2 separate regions of the Homo sapiens genome follow, and region 1 is linked to region 2. A link is an interaction called in ENCODE POLR2A ChIA-PET data of the cell type or tissue named here. Cell type or tissue: GM12878. All regions are shown on one strand. Region 1 overlaps GRM5 (glutamate metabotropic receptor 5). Region 2 overlaps LOC101929174 (a long non-coding RNA gene).

The links. ChIA-PET counts read pairs that join two places held together with the same protein. Peaks named below come from ENCODE experiments on the same cell type or tissue, not always from the same donor. Only the 100,000 strongest peaks of a DNase experiment are listed, where the experiment ranks them.
Region 1: POLR2A ChIA-PET joins it to region 2 with 6 read pairs; 8 of 35 experiments call an interaction of 5 or more read pairs at or near these places.

What each region holds. Positions count from the first base shown.
Region 1 is chr11:88,523,355-88,527,354 of GRCh38, forward strand. It overlaps GRM5 (glutamate metabotropic receptor 5), which reads right to left. Exons shown (of 10, transcript NM_001143831.3): 9 at 1,955-2,050. It overlaps GRM5-AS1 (GRM5 antisense RNA 1), which reads left to right. Exons shown (of 6, transcript NR_049724.1): 6 at 648-700. Among named protein-coding and RNA genes, the nearest start is that of GRM5-AS1, 21 kb to the left of the region's middle. In GM12878, no CTCF peak of the experiment used is centred here; no DNase peak of the experiment used is centred here.
Region 2 is chr11:88,345,477-88,349,476 of GRCh38, forward strand. All of the region lies in intron 1 of LOC101929174 (a long non-coding RNA gene), which reads left to right. Among named protein-coding and RNA genes, the nearest start is that of CTSC, 9.7 kb to the left of the region's middle. In GM12878, no CTCF peak of the experiment used is centred here; no DNase peak of the experiment used is centred here; H3K27ac peaks cover 222 bases.

The DNA of each region.
Region 1 (4,000 bases), 180 kb after region 2:
CTGGGAAGAGCCCTTGAGCACTCATTTGGTGAAGTCACTTTAACCTTGTCCAGCTTACTCTGGTGCTGTTTGCCTAATTTTCAAGGATATGAATTATGCTACTTTGTTATATCTAAGTGGAAGGAAAATAGGAGCCCCAATAGCATTCTGTTGAGTCACTTCCACAAAATGATCCTCTGAGACTCATTTTGCAGATGCACTGAGATCCAAAGATAGCTGTATAAAGGGATTGTAGGCATAAGGCCATCAGATACACCAAAGTACACACATATATGCCTACACATGTACACACACTATCATTGCCTTGTCTCTGAGAACCATAGACAAAGTTGGCCAAGCCCTTGGCCAGGACTGTTGTGAATGATTGCTCAAACTGTATGCTGAACAGTTCTGGGCACCATTTTCATAGACTGCAATATGAATAGTCCACCAGCAGTTGTGCAATATGGTGGGCCTTGGAAAAATGTAGTTATTATTTTGAAAATAGGAAGGAGCCCACCACTGAGGAAGCAAACAAAATGTTTGTGGTGAAATTTCAACAGGATTATCTTCTTGTTATGCAATTAGGTCTCAAGCTCTGCTCTCAGCACATGGACATGCATATGCACATACTCTACTTATTGAATTTTTCCTTTTCTCTAATCCAGGATGATTTGCAAAAGTTTTCCTTCCATACCTCTACACCACAGATGGATTGAGAAATGTCACAACAAATTAGAAGTGAAGAGTTAAGTCATGGCAAGTGACTCCTCAACTCAAGGCTCCTTCAACATTCTGGAACTGTTTAATGTCAATCTTGACTTTGTCTCCAGGGCCCTTTTCTTTTCTTTTTTCTTTTTCTTTCTTTCTTTCTTTCTTTCTTTTTTTTTTTTTTTTTTTTTGAGACAGTTTTCACTCTCGTTGCCCAGGTTGGAGTGCAATGGCATGTTATCAACTCACTGCAACCTCTGCCTCCTGGGTTCAAGCAGTCCTCTGGCCTCAGTCTCCTGAGTAGCTGGAATTACAAGCGTGTGCCACCATGCCCGGCTAATTTTTGTGTTTTTAGTAGAGACGGGGTTTCACCACATTGGCTAGGCTGTTCTTGAACTCCTGACCTCAGCTGATCCACCCGCCTTGGCCTCCCAAAGTGTTGGGATTACAGGCGTGAGCCAATGCGCCCGGCCCCAGGGCCCTTTTCTTAAAACCAAATCCCATGCAATAAAGCACGTTTATTTCATGCAACACAGCTTAGTTAATGCTTATACTTCCAAATACTCCGGTTTACTAGGTACAACTCAATCAGGAGTGCCTAGTATAAAAGAACATGCACAGCACAGCGACAGAGAATGTTCATCACCAAACACAAGGAAGCAAAGGAGATGCAAAGCTATGGTAGCTAGAGGAGGATTAGCTTTCCTGATTTCAGTTTGAGAAAAGCCACTTGTCTCTACAGTCCACTAGTTTGGCAAGGCATTTGCCCTTGGCTGTGAGATGATGTTACATTCAAAGTAAGGTATATTAATTTCCAGGCTTGTCCAGGATCAGGGGCTGGAGTCTTCCTTCAATAGTAATCCTTTCCTTAAAACCAGTTCTAAGCTTTGTATTTGTTTTATTAAGTGATTGGATAGCCCTGAAATATGAGTTTCCTCCAATCTCTTCCACTTTGCAAACTCCAGAACCGTTTGACCAATAAGTTAAAACCCAGAGGAGGACTGACTGTGAGCTAAGGCTTCAGACATGCAAAGCGCACAACCCTGGGAAACAGCAGCATCTGGGACAGGAGGCTCCCATTACTACACATGAGGGTGTCATAGGTTTTGCAAATCAAACACACATAGAAAACCAGTAGTAGCCTGGGTTGGACACACTGTATGAGTTGCACAGTTGAGTGAGGACCCAGACCAGGGAGCCACATGTTCCTCTAGCTTGCATACATTTATTTCACACCACCTCAGGCCACTCATAGTTTGCTTACCTGCTCATTGTTGCTCTCCCACCATTCCCCATACTCCCTTTGGGGGTGAAACACTCTATTTCCGACTTGTGCTGGGCCAGTCTCCTGTCTTTGTACCTGGTGAGCATGAACAAGGACAGGAGCAAACAGAAAGACGTGATTGTGTGCTTAACTGCCAGGCTGAGGAACGGCCGTGACTGTGGAGATGGTCACTCTGTGCCAAAATGGGGGTTCCTGCTTCTCAATGCAATGACCAACCTGTGATACTTATTAGATGAATGTGATGGCATATGGACAACATCAGGGATGACGTTGTTACTTTTTGGTTAAACCACATGTAACCCATTCTTTCACATTGCCTATTAAACTGAATATGTCACATTTAATAGTCAATGGTAAAGGTGTGCAATTTCTAGCATCTTAGAAAAAGATGAATATCAATCAACACATTAGAATCTATTCAGTGCTTACCATGTGTCAGACACTATGCTAGAACTTTACCTAAATTGTATCCAGGCAACAGCCCTGGGCCAGAGGCTTTGTTATCATTTCCATTTTACTGATGAAGAAACCTAAGATTATAGAGGTTAAGCAAATTAATCAAAGATTAGTTAATTAAATAAGTGGTTGGGCTGGATTTTGAATACAGGGAATCTAAGTTTAGAACCCACACTTCAGCCATTATAATGTGTTGCCTTCCATTATCAAGTTTTTAAGCTAATTATTATCTTGAGCAAGCCCTCATTGAGTGATACCATTCTGGATGTTGTTAGACATTGGCAATAACAGAGGAGAGAAGACATGTTCTTTGGATATTAAAAGTTTCTGTAAACATTAAGCTGAAGTTTTACTGTCAGTATTGGGATGCCGCCATTATTTTTGTATTATAATTGGCAGTTCACCGCGCTTTGAAGATACCAGATATTTCATCTAAAATAAGTGATGAGATTCCCAATATTACTCTTCTACGTGGTGCATCAAGATGAGTTCTTGTATCTCAATGACAGTTTTTTGAGCTAACATGATTTCACAGAAATAACCTCTTTTACTCATTGGTTCGATTCTGTAAGGTTTTTAAAAAAGAACTGTTATTTCCATTTGCCAGATGAGGAAGCTAGATTTACTTAACTGACTTCATGAAAGTCACAAGCCTCATCAGTAGAGAATAACCACCTGTAGAGCTTGCAGGGGCCCAGAGCTCTTAAGGTTTTATTACCTTTTCCCTAATTAAACTGGAGCCTGGTATAACACCACTTCATCCACCTTCCTGGTATCCAGTAGGCTATGATAAAGGGAGTTACTATAATAAGACTTGTTTATCTCAGTACAGTCACACTCTTTTTAGTTTATTTTCCTGCTGTTTCAAAAGTAGTATAAAATAAAATAAAATGCAACAAAGTCAACATCATTATTGATCCTGGGGCAGAGGCCTTCCTCTTAATTTTTTTTCCCTTCTAAAATGTTTAAAGTATCTAGTATTTGAAGAAAAATGGCTTATTACATCAAGCAAAATGAATTTAATGGATTACCTATTTAACGGACATTAGTTGAGCATTTATTAAATCCTAGGTAATGGACTTTGCACTACAGATGTAAAGATAAGTAATCTGCAGGCCCCACCTGTTAGAATTTACCTAACAGTAGGAGAAGGAAGGAAATAAGAAATACGTACACAAGTAATTTTAGATGTAGGCATAAAGAAGAGAGGAAAAGAACTTAGAGACTTTGTTAAAGGAGGTAAATCATCAGACCAAGCTAGATTGAGTAGACTTAATTTTACCAAGAAAATACCTTAGAAGTACCAATGGCCAAATGATGCTCAATGTTTCAATGCAAAGTATTTTGTGCTTCTTTGTGAATTGGATTGCTCAAGCAAAATACTGCTCGACAGCTCAAATTAAAAGAATATTGATAGAATAATAAATTATTGGTGGTCATTCACTTCCTTACAAAGGGATCCTTAACATATTTTTGAATATCTTCTGTTAGGCTAATTGTGAATTAATCATTAAATATTTCATAGATGAGTTAAGAAACCTACAGTCTTCATGCTTATAAGCTCTTCTC
Region 2 (4,000 bases):
AAGGATCCCCATAGGTCCTTGGAGCACACTCTGAAAACCTCTTCACTGTAATAATTTTCCACTGTGAGATCTCTCACTGACAGCTATCTCAAAAATATGTGCCCTTTGTCATAAGGCAAAGAGGGATGGGCAGAGAATGTGGTTGGATGACTACGACACAACTGCAAGAATGGAGAAACCACAGAAAGCATAGCCCTTACAAATTGTGGCTCACTAGTGTTACTTTTGTATATCAGGCATCTGAATATTCTAGGTTTATTCAGTTAAGATATGTAAAAAATAATAGGGGAACATTTTTTAATGTGATGGAATAAGAGTTTATAACATTAGAAAAATAATCATTATGCTTTGTATTTGAATAGCTTATTATCAGCTGCATAGTACATTCACATTTTATGTCAACCTGAGAGTCATCTTCCAGATATTATTACTCCCATTTTACAAATAAGGAAACTGAGGCTCAGAAGCGATAAATGACTTTTTAATAAAAATACAACTGGTGAATACAAAGCTGATAATCAACAAGACTTCTGGCTTTAAGTCCAATTGTTAGAGTGGAGTTAAGAGAATGAGATTTTGTCTAATCATTGATGCAGACAAATATGAAATCAAGAAAAACAAAGATTTTACAAATGAACTATCCACATGATGCATGTTGAGTCACCTGTGGAACTGTGAATTACTGAGATAGTCTCTACTGTGTGATCCCATTCTCACTTCACTATTTCTGTTAAATAAACCAAGTTTTTGAAATGAAAATTTTCAGAAGCCTTATTGTTTGCTAATAGATGAGGAGTATCCCATAGACCACACCAGTAAGAGCAACGCTGAAGAGACAAGGACAAACTTCATGAATGTGTCCACTTTGATCTGTTTCCACCAATACCACTCTGGTCCAATATGCCATAATTTCTTGCTGGACTATAGCAATTACTTTCTAATTTCATTTTCTTTTCATTGAATTCAATGCACAAGCCAGGAACCTAAGCGCCTTCCTTGGCTCTTCCCTCTCCTGTCTCCCACCCCGTATCTGATCAGTGAGTCCGACTGAGTCTACCATCACCACTTTGCTTTTTTTAATTTAAATGTGAATCATTAATTCCCTTGCTTAATACTCCTCAGTAGGCTACCTTTTTATCATGTTTGAATAAAATCCCACAAGACCCTGCATCATTGGCCCCATCTATCCCTTTGATCCTCTAGTTGTTCACTCTCCCAGGAACCTGCTTTCTCTTTGATCCTCAAACCCTCTAGACTTCCCTCTTCATTACCTTTTCACTTTGCTATTTTTCTCTGCCTGAAATAATTCACATCATTTTTCAAAAAACTGCTCATTCTCACTGTTTGTGAAATTCTCACTGATAAATATTTTACCTTCTCAGAAAGGCCTCCACTAACCATAATATCTATGGTGGCCTTTTCCAGCTATTCACTTTTATCACTGTCAACTGAAAAATGAGAAAGTTAATACAGAAAAGAGAGCTTTGTTTCTTATAAAGGGTTGCAGCCTGCAGGGTGGCCATTCTGACAGGCCACGAAGTGTAGCCTCTGGCCAGAAGCCAGAAACAGATATTTTGAGAGTGAAAAGTATAAGACAGGGATTTATACTGAATGAGGTGGACAAATATACATATTCAATAAGCTATAGGAGGAGTCATGAATATTCATGAAAGGAGAAATACGTGCATGTGCAATTTTGCTCCATGCCTCTCTGTGGGACCCATGTGCAAAAAATGGGGCATTATCACCATCTGAGGGTGGAGTTTTTGGCCTTCTCATATCAAAAGGTGAAGCAGAGGACACAAAAACCCTCACTACTCATCTTCCTGTAGACTTCCAGAACCACTCCATGGTCGGTGGTCTCTCATCAGGAAGGAATGCTGGTTGGCTGTCTTGTTGAAACAGCAAAACAAAGGGGCAGCATCAGGCATTGGTTGATACTACTGATGGAGCAAGTATTTCCAAAGGGCTGGTTTCTGTTTAACTCAGGGTTATCCAATCTTTTGGCTTCACTGGGCCACATTGGGAGAAGAATTGTCTTTGGCTATGCATGAAATACACTAACACTGGCCGGGTGCGGTGGCTCATGCCTGTAATCCCAGCACTTTGGGAGGCCGAGGCGGGCGGATCACGAGGTCAGGAGATCGAGACCATCCTGCCTAAGATGGTGAAACCCTGTCTCTACTAAAAAATACAAAAAATTAGCTGGGTGTATTGGTGGGTGCCTGTAGTCCCAGCTACTTGGATGCATTCCAGTCTGGGCGACAGAGCAAGACTCTGCCTCAAAAAAAAAAAAAAAAAGAAATACACTAACACTAACAACGGCTGATGAGAAAGAAAGAAAGAAAGAAAGAAAGAAAGAAAGAAAGAAAGAAAGAAAGAAAGAGAAAGGGAAGGAAAGAAAGAAAAAGAAAGAGAGAGAAAGACACACACAAAACTTAAATCTCATAATGTTTTAAGAAAGTTTACAAATTTGTGTTGGGCCGTATTCAAAGCCGTCCTGTGCTGCATGTGGCCCATGGGCTGTGAGTTGGACAAGCTTGCTTTAACCCTTAGGAAAGAAAGTTTAATGGTGGTTAGGAAGCAAGGGGGCTTAACGAGGCATGTCCAACTTCCCATCCCACTGTGGCTGGTAACTCAGTTTTCAAGGTTTCTCTGGGATACCCTTGGCCAAGAAAGGGTCCATTCAGTCTGTTGAGGAGCTTAAGTTCATTTTTATTTTTCATCACGCTATTTATTTCCAGGTAACACTTAAAATTGCCTGTAATTGTTGGAATTTCTTGTGTATTATGTATCTGCTTCACTGGAATATAAACTCTACGCAGCTTGAGCCTTGTCTGTCTTATTCACTGTTATATCCCTAGCACATAATAGGTGCTCAATAATATTTATTTAATGTTGATGGAAACTACTTACTCTCCAGGTTTAACTTTAACAACAACAACAACAAAAGAGTCAGGTTTATTGGGAGCAAATTTTTCTTTGCCAAGCGTTTGTGTCAATAGATGATTATAAATTTTATATTTCTTCTTTTTTTTTTTTTTGAAACAGTCTCGCTCTATCACCCAGGCTGGAGTGCAGTAGTGTGATCTCAGTTGTAGCGTCTGCCTCCCGGATTCAAGCCATTCTCCTGCCTCAGCCTCCTGGGTAGCTGGAACTACAGGCGCCCACCACCATGCCTGGCTAATTTTTGTATTTTTAGTAGAGATGGGGTTTTGCCGTGTTGACCAGGCTGGTCTCAAACTCCTGACCTCAAGTGATCCACCCACCTCGGCCACCCAAAGTGCTGGGATTACAGGCGTGAGGCACTGTGCCGAGCCAAGTTATATTTCTTACCTCATACTGTTCACCTTTGGAGATATTCATCTAGCACAAGGACTTCATTTTCAGAGATATTTATCCAGCACAAGGGATCTGGTGAGCCCTAGTAGCATCAGGGATGTTACATCAACATGCTAGTGTGGATTAGTTTGGAAGCTGTGAAAGTTGACCCTGGATGACTTTACATATATTTAGCTTGCTAACTTCAATTCAAGTTATAAACATGTGTTGGGCAATAGGATGTTAAACCCTACGTCAAAGGGTTTATCTTCACAGTTTTGCAGTGTGACTTGACTCCTCTTCTCCTTATAGGCTATTGCTTAGAGGGAAACATGAAGTCAAACAAAGCAAATTTTAAACAAGCAAAACTGTAGAGAGTCTTGGCATGAAGAGAGCAAAGCCAGGCCAGCAGCTGGTCTAAGGATGGCAGGTTTAAAGGTCAAAACTATCAGTTTCTCCCAGTTGAGAGATTTCATTTCTTTTCCAAGAATCAGATAACTTACCCAAGTAATGACAGGCGGATATTTAAAATATTGTATTTGCATAATCAGTTGCAGAAATCAGGCTCATTAATACATGACTTTTCCACTTTATTTTTTATTTTTATTAGAGACAGTCTCATTCTGTTGCCTAGGTTGGAGTGCAGTGGCATAGTCCACTGCAGCCTCCAGCTCTTGGC